3 separate regions of the Homo sapiens genome follow, and regions 1 and 2 are each linked to region 3. The links are chromatin loops, found by intact Hi-C in ENCODE. Cell type or tissue: gastrocnemius medialis. All regions are shown on one strand. Each heading gives the region's core, and the rest is flanking DNA. Links, peaks and the distances in the headings are about the cores only.

What was found. A loop is a pair of places that touch in the nucleus more often than their neighbours do. Peaks named below come from ENCODE experiments on the same cell type or tissue, not always from the same donor. Only the 100,000 strongest peaks of a DNase experiment are listed, where the experiment ranks them.
Region 1: it touches region 3 in a loop (4-fold over the local background); 7 of 110 quality-filtered maps call a loop at or near these places.
Region 2: a loop joins it to region 3, with 4 times the contacts of the local background. A loop is called at or near these places in 2 of 110 quality-filtered maps.

The regions. Positions count from the first base shown.
Region 1 is chr12:119,112,255-119,117,595 of GRCh38, forward strand. SRRM4 (serine/arginine repetitive matrix 4) reads left to right here. Exons shown (of 13, transcript NM_194286.4): 3 at 2,024-2,110; 4 at 4,683-4,754. It overlaps LOC105370021 (a long non-coding RNA gene), which reads right to left. Exons shown (of 3, transcript XR_945429.3): 2 at 4,633-4,705. Among named protein-coding and RNA genes, the nearest start is that of SRRM4-AS1, 63 kb to the left of the region's middle. In gastrocnemius medialis, for the core only: CTCF peaks have their summits at 3,230 (motif pointing right) and 3,431; no DNase peak of the experiment used is centred there.
Region 2 is chr12:119,155,943-119,161,283 of GRCh38, forward strand. SRRM4 (serine/arginine repetitive matrix 4) reads left to right here. Exons shown (of 13, transcript NM_194286.4): 13 at 553-5,341. The coding sequence ends at 856. Among named protein-coding and RNA genes, the nearest start is that of HSPB8, 20 kb to the right of the region's middle. In gastrocnemius medialis, for the core only: no CTCF peak of the experiment used is centred there; DNase peaks (open chromatin) are centred at 1,809, 2,229, 2,689 and 4,109; H3K4me3 peaks cover 720 bases; H3K27ac peaks cover 4,794 bases.
Region 3 is chr12:119,244,126-119,249,466 of GRCh38, forward strand. All of the region lies in intron 1 of LOC105370025 (a long non-coding RNA gene), which reads right to left. Among named protein-coding and RNA genes, the nearest start is that of LINC00934, 57 kb to the right of the region's middle. In gastrocnemius medialis, for the core only: no CTCF peak of the experiment used is centred there; DNase peaks (open chromatin) are centred at 3,196 and 3,484; H3K27ac peaks cover 2,479 bases.

The sequences.
Region 1 (5,341 bases), core at 245-5,244, 130 kb before region 3:
ATCTCACGCCAGTCAGAATGGCAATTATTAAAAAGTCAAGAAACAACAGATGCTGGTGAGGTTGTACAGAAATAGGAATGCTTTTACACTATTAGTGGGAATGTAAATTAGTTCAACCATTGTGGAAGATGGTGGTTCCTCAAAGACCTAGAACCAGAAATACCATTTGACCCAGCAATCCCATTACTGGGTATATACCCAAAGGAATGAATATATGTCATTCTATTATAAAGATACATGCACGCATATGTTCATTGCAGCACTATTCACAATAGCAAAGACATGAAATGAACCCAAATGCCCATCAATGATAGGCTGGATAAAGAAAATGTGGTATACATATACCATGGAATACTATGCAGTATTCCATACTATGAACAAGATCCTGTCCTTTGCAGGCACAAGGATGAAGCTGGAAGCTATTATCCTCTGCAAACCAATGCAAGAACAGAAAACCAAATACTGCATGATCTCACTTATAAGTGGGAGCTGAACATTGAGAACACATGGACACAGGAAGGGGAACATCACACACTGGGGCCTGTTGGGGGAGAGTGGTGGCTGAGGAAGAGCATTAGGGAAAAGAGCAAATGCATGCTGGGCTTAATACCTAGGTGACGGGTTGATAGGTGCAGCAAACCACCATGGCACACATTTATCTATGTAACAAACCTGCACATCCTGCAAATGTAGCCCGGAATGTACAAATTTAAAATTAAAATTAAAAAAAAACAGCACATCAAAAGTTCCACATTCAGGAAAGCAAATTAGTAGAAAAGCTCAATAATATAAATAGTCTCTCCTCCAGCTGTTTAAATAAAATGACATCTGATAATTTTTAAAAAGTGGCTCTCTTGAAAATATTATAAATATAGCTATATGATTCTTATTTGCTGAAGATAGAGACCCTGGCATATATTCTAACCATTTTATCATTCTTTCTACTAACCACAATGATCCAGATTCTTAAAATGGAATTAAATACAGCAGTACTTTATGATATTCTATAAAAAGTTGGGTAATTTCCAGATGATTGGCCACACAAACAAGTTTGAGAAGGCAGCTGGTTTTGTGGGGAAAATCTCAGGGTAGGAATCACACAGGCCTTGATTCAAATCCTAGCCTGGACACATTCTAATTGTCTAGCCATCAGCAAGTTAATTAACCTTTCTGAGGCTCAAGACAGTAAAAGTCATACCATTCTCAAAGTGTTTGTATCCCAATATATAAAAAAACTTGGCACATAACAAGCGCATAAATGCTAGTTGTGTCACTGCTGAAATAATGACAATATTAGTAGTAAGATTATGTTTTCCCCTTGAGGTTCCACTAGGTTGGCATGTTCCAATTCCCAAGCAGTTTTTCATCTAAAACCATCTTCCTTTGCCATGGGATAGTGTTTTTAAAAAAATCCCTGGAGCCTGCCCCAATTATAAAAGAAGATAACTTGACTTCATTTAACTGCAGCCTCAGCATTTGAATTTAATTGAACAGGAAATAATTATTCTTGAAGAGCGGAGGTTTTTGAGGTTCTGCGAGGCAATATAAGATACGTATCTCGTTACATTAGACCTTGGCAAATATACTTTTAATAATCAGCTGCTACTTAACATACCTTCCGCCTGCTATTAAATTTCCAGCAGGAACTACGGACACGATATATTGGGGAGGGAGGGGGCTGAACGGCTGATGAGTTATTTAAAAAGTGATTTATTTACCAAGGCAAGCCATTTGCAAATTCAATAATAAATCTATTTAGGAGTAGTTAACCTCTATAACTCTGTTTTTAATAATCAGTTGGTGTTTGGGTAACGTACAACGTCTGTCTCATTAACTCGGCATTAAGTCCTTATTTAGGTACTTAGTCTGAAGTGTGACCCAATCAGCCATGAGGTGGTAATGAGGCACTGGCTATAGGTCCTTGATCATCCAAGGACCTGGGTCCTTCCCTGGCTGCACCAGCTCTGGTTGGGGAGTTGGGGAACCATGAGTTATCTAATGCTCCTCTCTTTGCTCCTCACAGTGCCTCTCATGACAAAGACTTGACACCACCACCTTCCTCCAGGGGAAAGAAGAAAAAGAAGAAATCCACTCGGAAGAAGAGAAGGAGGTAAGAGCACCAAGAGGGAGATAAAACCTGTAAGATGCAGGCAGGGACAAAATATGGGTTTCAAAGTCAGACAGTGGCTCCCTCTTGGGTTCAAATCCCCTCTCTGATGCTTAACTAGCTGTGTGACCTTGGGCAAGTCACTTTACATCTCTGTTCCTGTTTTTATTATACTTCTCCAAAATGGTGATAATATCTACCTTTTGAGATTTCATGAAAATTACATGAAAAATTAATGTGGAAGCGGCTGTCACAGTACCTGGCACATGGTAAATGACTAATTAATAGGAAGCATAGTCTTTTTTTTTTTTTTTTTTTTTTGAGACGGAGTCTCGCTCTGTCACCCAGGCTGGAGTGCACTGGCATGATCTCGGCTCCCTGCAATCTCCGCCTCCCAGGTTCACTCCATTCTCCTGCCTCAGCCTCCCGAGTAGCTGTGACTACAGGCGCCCGCCACCACGCCAGGCTAATTTTTTGTATTTTTAGTAGAGACAGAATTTCACTGTGTTAGCCAGGATGGTCTCCATCTCCTGACCTTGTGATCCGCCTGCCTCGGCCTTCCAAAGTGCTGGGGTTACAAGCGTGAACCACCGCGCCTGGCCGGAAGCATAGTCTTTAGCATGAATATTGAATTATTTTTTGAGAGCTTACTAGATGCAGAGGACTAGACTAGGCACCGTGGTCTTCATTATCTCTTTTATCCCTGACCATTGTCTACCAGGAAAGCATTATTATTCCCATTTTAGAGATGAGAAAATAAAGGCTCACAGAGGTGGTGACAGGATCTACAGGGGCTTGACGCCAGGTTCTCAGTTGGTTCTACGACGCCCACCTAACTAGTTCAATATCTAGGATAATAGGTGGGTGTTGGAGGGGAGGGGTGCTGTTTGTTTGTTTGCCAGCTATTGACTCTTTGGTATCCTATGCATTTTTTCTACGTCCAATTCCTTTAAAATTTTTTTATATTTAAAATGATTTCCAGATTTGCTTGTAGGCTGCCACTAACTAGACTGAAAGCATCTCTAGTGTGCCAACTCCAGAGGGGCAGGCTTAAATTAACCCTTAAGGCTGCCAACTGAGAATCACAGCAAACTTCTGAGGCAGTATTTATAGAAACCTGTAGGGGGCAGCAGAGAGCAGCATCTGATGACTTGGGCTTCAACTCCAGGTTTTCTGGAACCTTGTTTCACAGACACCCCTTAGCCTCATTCTAAAAGGACAGGCTCAAAGAGGAGCCAGGGGGAAATATGGATGAAGACTCTGAGTCCTAGCCATTGTAGGGTAGGAGATGAAATTGAGGCAAGTGCTTTGGATTTCCTAATTTGAGGGGTGGGCCAGAGAATACTCTAAAAAAGGAAACCTCAGATATTAAGATTCACTAATTGACTCGTTCATCCAGTGAATATTCACTGAGCATGTGTCTGGGGACAAATGTTATGATTCCTTGAAGGCTGAATTGTTTCTCAGCCATTCCCTTCTGCAGACATGTTTTGTTTGACCTGCAAAGTGATTTGATTTTTTTTTTAATTGGTGGTCAACATTTCCAAATCGGGAGATTTCATATGAAAATGTGGAGTTTTGGAGGCTCCTTTAGAAAAGGCAGGTGCTGTAGAAGCCCAGACCTGAATTCCTACACAGGATCTTCGGCTAATCTGAGAAGCAGACTCCCCTCCAGCCAGAACCTCTCTGGTTCCCCCACAGTCCCCACTACTCCCTACTGTCTTCCACCCAGCCTGCTTCATCCATTCATGTTACCTGAGAGGGCCCTGTTAGCATTGAATTTGTAACCTCTCATCTGTTTCAACCCTGGTCTTTTGTCAGCGGGGAAATAAGAGACTTAGAGATGAGCCTTGACATGCCCAAGGTGGCTCTGTGAGTTGGTAGTAGTCAAGATTGGAACTTAGGTCACCTGAGCCTCAGTCTTGAGTCATCACCATGGACTCAGAGTAGCTCTGTTGCTCAGGTAACACTTTGATGGCACTATCCGTGCAGCCGCAGCCTGGCAAGATATCCTTCAGGGGCTCAGTCTTACCAGGGAGACAAAGGATGGGGCAAAGGAGAAACCCTGAGACTTTGAGAGGAGGGTTGCAGCTTGAAGGGAGAACAGCAGACAGAAGGAAGCCTTTCCAGCTTGACCAGGCAGGCAGCTGTGAGGTGCTATGGTGACTGAGAGCAAAAACCAGTGGGATCCCAGCTCATCTACTTCCTAGCTGTGTGTCTTTAGGCCGGTCACTTCACCTCTCTGAACTTCATTTTCTTTGTCTGAAAAGGGAGGGTAGCAATTGTACCTACCTAAGAAGTGTGTGAAAGGATTGAATGAGATAATGCTTACAAAACACAAGGTAATGGTTTACATTAACTTGTTAAAAATTAAAATCAAATGAAAAGTAAAATTAAATTTGTGAGCAATTAAAAATTGCTTACAAATGCAAGCTAGTATCAGCATGGATATTATCTTTGATGTGTGTTCCTGCAAGAGCTAAAACCCTGTATAAGGACTGGGGAAGGTTCTTTTTGAAACCAACCTTGGCCTTTAAGAGCCTCCTTCTGAAATGTGTCTTCTTGGCCCTGGCAGGTCCTCATCCTATAGCCCATCGCCTGTCAAGAAAAAGAAGAAGAAAAGTTCCAAGAAACACAAGCGACGCAGGTATTGTCCTTTTTCTCTGCAAACAAGACCTCCCCAGGTGGGGTGGGGAGGACAGTTGATGGCACTAAAAGGTCATCTGGAAGCATATCATGTCATTTATGTAAAACAATTATCTATGTCTTTTTACGTATTTGTGTCTTGTGTAAGCTGGGACTGTGGCTGCGAAGACTAGAGGTCCACACATGCTAACTGAGGCCAGAGGAGGACTTGATTATAAAGAAGCAGGAGTGACTCAGGGACCAGCCAGGCCTGAGCAAGGGGCTAGAACAAGGAGTGGAAAGCTGACAGGACCCACCTGGGACCTGAAGTGCCCGCTGTCTCCTGGTCCCCATGAGGGACATGGCTGCACCCTGCCCCATCTCTCCATGTTGCAGGCCAAGTTGCAAGGAGACACTGAATCTCTCTGTCTTGTTCCTTATTCCAAATTCCCAAGGAAATGCCCCTCTTGTCAGTCCATTGCATGCTAGAGAATGAGATCATGTTGAAAAACATGGCTGTGCTGAGATTTCCCATGCTGGTGCATGGGGATGCAGTGACGGTAGTTACAGCGCATCATGAACTGGGCCCATGTTCCTGGTGTTCACTGT
Region 2 (5,341 bases), core at 245-5,244, 88 kb before region 3:
TAGTCAATCTCAAATAATTCATCTTGATTAACCCATTCAGTGTTTCCCAATCTTTAGTCATTCACCAGTATCTTGACCACATATGACTTGTCTGTTTATCAACTGTACTATTCTTAATTTTCTTTAAATAGATATGACTCTTTTCAAAGGTTCATACATTTATTTCTAAAGGAAACGATACAGTACAGTAAATGGAAAATTAGCCTCTTTTGCCATAAATAGATGGTTCTAGTAAAAGTAAAAATAGGAAAACAAAACTATGATTAAAGTTTAGATGTAGATTCTGTTGCAAGCTGAAGGCTCTGAGCTCCAGGCTTGCTTCATGGGGGAAAGAAAAAAGTGAGATAATCATTTTTCAAGACATACTAGCACTAAGCTGAGACTTTTACTTTGATGTGTTCTCAGCACTGCAAGAGAAGTGGAAAGGGAGTATTTTTTCCTAAGGGACTGGGGAAAGGGAGGATATTGGTTTCCCTTGGGACAAGACTGGGGCTCGCTGCGGGGAGGCACGGAGGGGCCGGCCCTCATCCCTCCTCTCTCTGGTCTCTGCAGTGCCCGGAAACGCCCCATCCCCTACTATCGGCCCAGCCCCTCCTCATCCGGCAGCCTCAGCAGCACCTCCTCCTGGTACAGCAGCAGCAGTAGCCGCTCGGCCAGCCGCAGCTACTCCCGGAGCCGGAGTCGGAGCCGGAGCCGGAGACGGAGCCGGACCCGCACGAGCAGCAGCTCTAGCTCCCGCAGCCCTAGTCCGGGCTCCCGCAGCCGGAGCCGGAGCAGGAGCCGGAGCCGGAGCCGGAGCAGGAGCCAGAGCCGGAGCTACAGCTCAGCAGACAGCTACTCCAGCACGAGGCGCTAAGTGCCCCTGAGCCAGCTGCCCGTGGGGGCCCCTTCGCGCTGCCAGCCTCCCCCAACCACCTGCCCTCCCCGCCTTCTTGGTGACAAATAGTGAGGGCTCCTATACCTTGTCCTTCCTGCTTGCCTAGGGGAAGAGGAGAAGAGGGTAAGGGGGCTTCACTCTCTAGATCAGCCTGCTAGGAGCCTCTACCAGCATCATCCTGGGGCCCAGCTCAGGCCTGGGCATATGGAAAGAACCATCATCTTGTGGCACAAAAAAAGAAGAAAGAAAAGAAAACTTCAAGGTTTTGTGAGAAGCAATGGGTCTGTGACTCAAAAATTGAGCCCTGGCCAGGAAAATGTGGAGACAGTTCTTCTCCTCCACTGCTCACAGGAGGCCCGTGGTAATTCTCCCCACCTCCCCGGATGCCCCACTAGTCCAACTTCATGGCTGCACGTGGATGGACCCCCATGTCTGAGAGGGGTGAAAGAGGAGACCAATGGCAGTTCAGGTTCAAGATAACGGGGTCAGGCCTTTAACTTCCTCAAACAGGCCCAAGCAAAGGCTGGAAGACATTTGGGTCCTAGAAGAAGGGATATCCTTGAATACCAGATGGGGACGTTTGACTTGGTGGGAGGTGTCAGGAGATAGGAGTTGGTTAAGATGATAGATAGAAAAACGGAAGGGTTCAGCTGCTGCTCCCAATACCTCAGCATGGTAAGGGGACAGAGCCCAGCAGATCCCAGCTGTGAAGAGGCCACTGCATGGCTGACACAAAACACCTCTTGGCCATTCACAGGGGCCCTGCAACCTCACGAGAAAGGAGATAGTGGAAGAGTCAGGACAGGTTGGTCTCCAGCCCCACTTCCCAAATATGCCTCAGCCCCACTAGCTGGCACCAACTTAATTCCACGGGACCATCTGCTGAACATTCCCCAGTGCCATGGCCAGTTGCCAGGCCCCAGCGCCAGCCAGTCTGGCCTTACCCTCCGGTTGGCGCCTGCCAGCCCCCTCCCCTCTGCCCAGGCTGCCACGCCCTGGATGCCACCCAGTGCAGCCTGGCACCTACCCACCCACCCTTCAGCTTAAGCCACTCCCCTTGCCTCTCAGGAATTTTGCCAGGATGGGGCACAGCAGCTCAGGTTTGGGGGAAAAGACCCGAATCCAGAGTGCAGGGGAGAGGGGCTTGGATATGCCATGTCTTGGGCTCCTGCTGGCTTCTGAGGTTTCTTGTCAGCTTGGGAAAGACCCACCTTTATTTTTGCCCTCACCCCAAGTCCCCCCTGGCTGGGGCTGGGCAGAGAGGGTAAGCTGATCTCCGATCCACAAATACCACCAGCTGCTTCATCCACAGAAGGCGCTAAGAACGGGGAGGTGAGGAATAAGATCCTTAAAATAAACTCTTGGGCATCCCCCTCACCAGCTGACTGGCTTTCCGGAGGCTTGTGGGTGAGTTTCAAGTTTGTGGTGGCAACAGCAGCAGGACAGGGCACGGAGGGAGCGAGGGAGAGAGGACCGGTCCCAGCTTTTGGATATTTTGGGTTATGGGGAAGCAAGGGCCAAACATTCTTTATCCCTCCCACCCCAGGGAAAACATTTGGAAAATAGTCCTTTTTCTTGGAAGCAGTGACGTCTCCCTACCCAATCTTTCCCATCCTATCAACCCATGGGGCTAGAGACTGCCATGCAACCACCACCACGACAGCCCTTCCTCCATCAGAAGACAGGAGTGAGGGCCCCGGGCAGCAGTGGACGACCCAGCCTCCCCATACCGGGCCTCTGGCCCAGACCTAAGCCCTGCCCACAAAGACTAATGGATGCCAGTGCTGTCACTGCAGAAGGCCAGATGGCAGGTGCCTGGGACAGGGGCAGGTGCCCCGGGGAGGGCAAGTACAGCCACTGTAAATAACCCTCGTCCCTGCCCAGGAACCCAGACTGGACTTCAGTCTCCCTCCATGGAGACAAAGGCTTCCCAGAGCCACCAAAAACCTTCTTAGCAGGACAGCTGTGAGAGGCATCAGAACCTCACGTTCGGACTGCCTTCATCAAGACAACTCTAGGGGACCATTTTGCCTGGGGCTCCTAGCAAACCTTTTTATTTATTTTATTTATTTATCTATTTATTTATTTGATGACTGTCTCTCTTTCTCGCCATTAGCAGTATTGAATTATTTATTTATACAGAGGTTTTGTGTGTGTGTGTGTGTGTGTGTGTGTGTGTGTGTGTGTGTGTGTGTGTGTTGGGGGGATCTCCTAAATTATTTCTGTGCATCTCCTTTTTTTTTCTGCTGTTTTTTATGGATGGGATTTGAGAGGCCAAAGGTGAGTGGGCTATTGGCCTTCTCCCTGAAGGCTCTAAGCCTGGAACACCCTGGGGTTGGCCCAGAAGGAGGCACATCAGTCCCAAAATTCATCACTTAACCCAGCGTCCAGGAGGGTCAGGCCTGTACCCCAGCCTCCTGTCCCCCAGGAACCTCACAGGGGTATCAAAAAGATGTAAACAGCCCAGAGGCTTATGAGCTACAGTGATGAATTGACACAGTGGAGTTGCAACTTAGGTGGGGGTTGGAGTCGAAAGTTGGCAAATGGGGCCAAGGCTGCACAAAGTCGAAATCCCTTGTGAATGTCCCTTAGGGAGGCACCAGATTGGAGACAGATGTGCTATCTCCTAACAGAGTGATGAGGCTTCAGTTGAGTACTTGCTGAAGTAGTTGCCTTGTATTTTGAGGGCCATGGTGGATGAAAATGATGTCTGGTTTAGTACTGGAATTGCACTTGGGGTTGACAAGGTGCTCACACCATGAGAATGGAGGCAGGAATTGAGCTGACTGAGGGAAGATGCACCTTGATCTCACCCTCACTCCAAGGCACATAGCAGGATCACTCCCTAGCTTCTCTGAGCACACCTAGTTGGTTTCATGTATGTTACACATGCTTCCACTCCACAGTACCTAATTTCTCTCTGTCCCCTGAGATCTGAAGGCTACCTTGGGAAGAGGCATCAGCCATCTTGCTTGAGAACCACCAAGCCAAAAGCAAAAGCTTTTATCTATGATCTCTTGCTGTTTCATCAGGGGAAAGCACAAAGCTATTTCTGAAATTAGGAAAAAAAAAAAAAAGGTGGAAGGAGCAGCCAGATGTTCCACAGGACCCCACCAAGAAGGTCATTTCCAAACCCATCCTGGAAGGGCCCAGGATCCAAAGGTCATCAGTCCTGCTTATCTGACCAACTGGCAGTGTCTTCTGGCTGCTGGCCGGAGACAGCTCTTGCCCTTTCCAAAGTCACTGTCCACTGCCTTGCAATTGCCAGCTTGTCTGGTCCAGCTTTGGGTTTGGTGAGACTTTTGCAACATCCCTGGTTGTTTCCCTGGCAATGTGACTATCCAGCCCTAACCCAAAGCAAGGGAGTGCCCCTTTCCTGGGTGAAGTTTACAAGAAGGCTGCTTAAATGCCTGCTTCGGGGAAATCTCTGCCTCTCTCTCTCTCTGTCTCTCTCTCTGTCTCTCTCTCTGTCTCTCTCTCTCTCTCTCTCTCTCTCTCTCTCTCAGTGTATTTCTCTACTTTCTTTTACATTTCCTTTTTTTCTATCCAAAAACAATGTGCTTGTTGAGGCACTGGTAACCCTGATTAACCAGAACCTCCCATTCCCAGTATCGCTGTTCCTACGCCCATTTCACCCTCATTACCTTCTGCTTCCAAGGAATATGACAGATCACCAGGATGCTGCTCGTCGTGAGGATTTATCTCAAAAACCAACATCCAAAATGGGAGGGAGATGTGGCTTGAGGTCAAGCGCCATGCATCCCAAGCCTTTGACCTTCCCGCTATGGAAGTGCACTGGATGACAGAAACTGAATACATTGCTCCCTTTCCCTAGGGCAAAGTTCGACCTCTGTTAAGTGGAGGGATTTGTGAGATAAAAATTCAAAATGTTGGCCTGAGGCCTGAGAGTGTCACCAAAGACAGAGGGAGCTTCACTGAGACTCAGAGGGAAAAGGAAAAGAGCCTCAAACATTTTTAGGAGGTTGTCCATCATGAAAGTAAAAACGAAAAGCAAGATTTGATCTCCCTTCAGTTAATTAGGCAAGGCTAAGTAACTCAAAGCCCCCTATTAGTAACATTCTGGTTCACTGAGGTTTGATCATATTCCTATCTGCATTCCTTCCCTTCTTTGAAGGACAGCTGATCTTTCAGAAGCAGAATAAAATTAAGATGTTAGAACAAAGGTCTCAGTCTCAGAGAACCGCATCACTTCATTTGCTCAGACCCATCCTCTTTTGCAAAAGGGTCTGCTTGGAGAGGCCAAAATTCAGGGTGCTCTCAAAGGCAAAGAAAGCACATTGTTTTCCTTCTCCAGTCCAACTTTCATCTTTTCTTCTGCTGTTTTCTTTTCCCCTCTTCTTTTTCACAAATGTTCAAAATGGTCTCATGCGCATGTGTCTTGCCCCACTTTCCCCTTTAGCTGAACAGAAAATTTTGTCTCAGTAAAACGAAGTCAAAAAACAG
Region 3 (5,341 bases), core at 272-5,271:
AGAGCTCTTTACATATTCTAGATGCAGATCCTTTGTCAGATGTATGATTTGCAAATATTGTCTTCCAGCCCTTGGCTTGTCTTTTCATGTTCTTCACAATGTGTTTGAAGAGCAAAAAGTTTTAATTTTAATAAAGTTGAATTTGTCAATTTGTTCTTTTATAGATTGTACTTTTGGTGTCAGATCTAAGAAATGTTTGCCTATACCAAGATCACAAAAGTTTTCTTCTATATTTTTTTCTAGAATAGAGTTTCTCAACCTTGGTACTCTTGACACATTATTTTAGATAATTCTTTGCTGTGGGGGTCTTTATACACATTATAAAATGTTTGAGAGTGCCTCTGGCCTCTACCCACTAGACACCTATAGCATGCCCCCTCCACTTATGACAACCACAAATATCTCTAGACATTGCCACGTATTTCCTGGGTTGTGGGGTAGGGGGTGTCAAATTGCCCCCATTAAGAATTACTATTCTAGGAATTTTATAGTTTTAAGTTTTGCATTTAGATCTATGATCCATTTTGAGTTAAATTTGCATTTCATACAAGTTATGGATCCAAGTGCTGTTTTGTTTTTTGGGGTGGTGTTTTTGGCATCTAGATATCTAATTCTTCCAGCACCATTTGATGAGAGGACTTCCTTTTACCACTGAATTATCTTTACACCTTTGTCAAGACTCAATTTTTTATATATGCATTTGTGTATTTCTGGACTCTCTATTCTGTCCCATCGGTGATGAATATGTTGGTCTTTTTTTTTTTTTTTTTTTTTTTGCCAATGCAATACTATTTGGTTACTAAACTGTAAGAGTCTTGAACTTGATTCTTCTTTATCAAAGTTGTTGTGGCCATTGTAGATATTTTGCATTTCATATGAATTTTAGAATCAGTTTGACAATTTCTACCAAAAATAAAGCCAACTGGGATTTTGATTGGGATTGCATAGATCAATTTGGGGAGAACAGACATCTTATCAAAATTGAGGCTTCTCACCTATTAACATGATATATTTCTTCATTTATTTAAGTCTTTTTTAATTTTTTCTTTAAATGTTTTGTAGCTTTCAATGTATAGTTCTTTCACCTTTTTTGGTCAGATTTATCCCTAAGTATTGAATTTGTTGTAAAGGGTATTTTAAATTTCAATTTCCAATTGTTTGTTGCTAGTGTATAGAAATAAAATTGATTTTTGTATATTGATCTTGTGTCCTGCAAATTTGCTAAACTCATTAATTAGATATGGTAGTTTTATGTAGATTACATAGGATTTTCTACATAAATAATCATGCTGTCTTCAAATAAAGATAGTTTTACTTTCCAATCTGGATGCCTTTTGTTTCTTTGTCTTGCCTTATTTCACCAGTGAGGACCTCCAGCATATTGTTAAATAGAAGACGTGGTAGTATATCCTTGTCTTATTCTGATCTTAGGAGATAGTATCCAGTTTTAGCCATTAAGTATATTGTTAACTGTGGGAATCCCCTTTAAGATTTGTTTAGTGTTTAGTTAATTATTCCCCACCAATGAGTAAGACCCGTCTGTAGTCTATTCAATGCCCTGAGATCCATGAGGTTTTCCAGTCTGGCAAATGGGAACAGACACTGTTCTTGGTCCTGTGTAAATGCCAACACTGTTATTTCTAATCCTTTCTGATAATTCTTTCCCCAAACTTGGGTCATTTCCTCAAATGTGCAGGCTGATCCCTCCTGTCTTGAAAATCCAAGGATACTCTCTGGCCAATCTTTGGCTTTCTCCCTCTATGCAACTCTCTTCTCTCCACTATTCCAATCTGGTTCCTCCAGACACCTTGGCCTCCCCAAACTTTCACTTCTGTCTCCTTAATTTAGGGAGTCTCCTCGAATCCTCCTAGGCTGCAGCGTGGAAAGTCTCTCAAAGCAGTATGCTGGAGCAAACCCAGGGCTCACTTTGTTTCCTGTCTTTCAAGGTTAACTGTCCTCTGTTTCCTAAGATCCAAAGTTTAAAAACCATTGCATCATACATTGTATCTATTTTTTGGTTGTTTTAAGCAGGAGGAAAAAAAATCTCATTCCTGCTACTCCCTTCTCATGAGAAGCAGAAGTTTGTTCAATTGTTGAACTAACACATTCCCAGTTTGTGTTGGGATTCCCATTGTTGCTAGCAAAAACATTCCAATTATTATAGTCACATGACCTGTCTGGCCTGGGAAAGACTGAGCCAGAGTCTTATCCTGCTCTAGATAAAATGCCAGAGAATGGCCAGAAGTGATGGTAATTCTTTTTAATTATTCCAAAATAAGGGGTTTGGACAGAAAGTATTTGGGTGGTATTGAGAGGTGGTAAAGCCCACAGAATCTGGAATTACAAAAGGCTTGGGTTTGAATTCTAACCCAGTGACCTCCTAGTCATGTGTGACCTGGGAAAAAGTTACTTAAATTCCCTGATCTTCAGTTTCGTTATCTATGAGATGGGAATTAATTATAACCGTACCTTACTGACAACGAGATTGTTTGAGGAGTCACTAGAATGATACCTGTGAAGCTCAGTGCCTGGCAGGTAGTAAATTATATACTATTGTATGAAAAATGATAGCTGTTATTATCAGTAACATGCTATGCTATACAGATCCAACCCTTTTGACAATGATCTAACTTTGATTTTGCCTTGTCTGCATCTATAACCCTAATAAAGCTTAGATTCATTATCTATTTCAGTTGGATAGGCCTAATACCCTGTCCCCCAAAATTGTGTGAGCTGTGATGTCAGCGCCAAAATCAGTAAGAATCAACAGTGGCTTAATTTAGTTGATCAAAGCTGAGAACAAAGACTTGGGATCTGGTTTCCATGCAGATATTTGGGCCCTGCATTATTTAAATTATTTGATTGGACTGTTGTGCTGAAGATGTCTATCACTGGGACCGTCCAACCACACAGCATCCTAAAGGGAAATGCCCCACCTCCATGCCCTGGTTAAGATATGAGCCCAGTAACCCTTGACTCTGGCCCACTGCTGATTGGACCACACCTGATTAGATATGAGCCACCAGATCAGGTCTGATCCAGTCAATGACATAGGCCTTGGCCTGGTAAAGAAGAGAGGAGTCTCTCTCTTCTGGAAATTTGGACTATGTATAGTATATCCAGAGAACTAAATATACCCGGAGACCAAAATAGTCATACTTTGGCACTGAAGTAGCAAAGTCATGAGGTTGACTTCTGGCTGGAGAGGCTCTGATAGACCAGAAGCAGGCAGAGGTTTAGAGGCAGCAGAACCATGGGTAAGCAATGAAAGGGTTTGGATGTTTGTGCCCCCAAATCTCAGATTGAAAGGTAATCCCCAATGTTGGAGGTGTGGCCTGGTGCGGGGTGAGTGGATCATGGGGGTGGACTTTTAACACCATCCGCTTGGTGCCTTCTTTGCAATAGTGAGTGAGTTCTTGTGAGATCCGGTTGTTTAAAAGTGTGTGGCACCTCCCCTTGTTCTCTTGCTCCTGCTCTCACCACGTGATACATCAGCTCCCCCTTCACCTTCTGCCATGATTGTAAGCTTCCTGAGGTCATCCAAAAGCTGAGCAGATGCCAACCATGCTTCCTGTATGTACAGCCTGCAGAACTGTGAGCCAATTAAACCTCTTTTCTTTATAAGTTACTCAGATTCAGGCATTCCTTTATAGCAACACAAGAATGGCCTAACACACCCAGTAAGTAGAGAGAGTAGAATGAACCCACAGAGGAAATAAGCCAGGCTAGAGCCCAGCTAGTCCCCAAGCCTGCTTAATTCCCAACAGTTTCCATTTCATTTCTGGCTCCTGTTCACAGCTATCTCTTTTCAAAACAGCTTTTTCTGTTTTGAAAATAACAAGTAACACATTATCACTGGGAAAAAAAAATCAGAAGAACCCCAGAGAAGAATCTAAATGTAACACAAATTCTCATCTTCCCAGAATAGTGCATTTCCTTCCCGTCTTTTTTCCACACAATTGCAGACATTTTTTTTTCCAGAAAATTTAGATCATACTATTTATTAGACATTTTATTTGTTTACTGTAACTTAACAATGTATCATTTCCCACCACTTTAGGAGGCCAAGGTGGTAGGATCACTTGAAGTTGGGAGTTCAAGACCAGCCTGACCAACATGGTGAAACCTCGCCTCCACTGAAAATACAAAAATTAGCTGGGCATGGTGGCAGGCACCTGTAATCCTAGCTACTCGCTAAGACTGAGGCAGGAGAATCGCTTGAACCCAGGAGACGGAAGTTGCAGTGAGCCGAGATCATGCCACTGCACTCCAGCCTGGGCAACAGGGCGAGACTCCACCTCAAAAAAAAAAAAAATGTGTAATTAACTGTTCCCCATGTCAATAAATATTCTCTTCTAATATTCTTTTAAATGATTTTCTAGTATGCCATCCTAACGATATGTCATCACGAATTTATATAATTCCTTGTCATTGAACAATTAGGTTTTTCAAAGATTTTTTCTTTGCTTTTGTAAATAATGTTGCAATGAACACAGCTGCAGCTAAATCTTTGCACACATAAGTGATTATCCCCTTATCATAAATTATTAGAAGGCCAATTGTTGGGTCAATGGGCATGCACATCTCTTAAATCTCTTATACATATTGTTCAATTACGCTCCAGGAAAGCTGTAAAAAATTTATATTCCTACCAGTAGCATATGAATGCATCTGACCCAAGGAGTTTTTTTACTGATTCTGCCAGACGTTGGAGACCACATTTCTACTGTCTGCTATATGTCTGGTATACAGTAGGCACTCAATACCCGTTTGTTGACCCAAACTGAAGTGGCTAGGTGTCCTCCTTCTATCTCAAGGAGTGACTAGAGAGTTTTCTTTCTCTTGGGCTAAGTTGAGGGACCTGTGCTCCTTGCAGCCACCACAGCACCTAACACTTTTCCCTGCATGCTCTTCTTTGGGAAAATCATTTCTTTTTTCTTTCTTTTTTTTTTTTTTTGAGATGGAGTCTCACTCTGTTGCCCAGGCTGGAGTGCAGTGGCATGATCTCAGCTCACTGCAACCTCCGCCTCCTGGGTTCAAGCGATTCTCCTGCCTCAGCCTCCTGAGTAGCTGGTACTACAGGGGCGTGCCACCACTCACGGCTAATTTTTGTATTTTCAGTAGAGATGGGTTTTCACCATGTTGGCCAGGCTGGTCTCGAACTCCTGACCTCAAATGATCCATCTGCCTTGGCTTCCCAAAATGCTGGTATTACAGGCATGAGCCACCATGCCCAGCCTGGGGAAATCATTTCTAATTTCACCAGGGAATGCAGAACCCCTGGGCAGCAGATCCAAGCCAGAGATCCTCCCCTCTTTCAAACTGTGACCTCCCAAGAGTG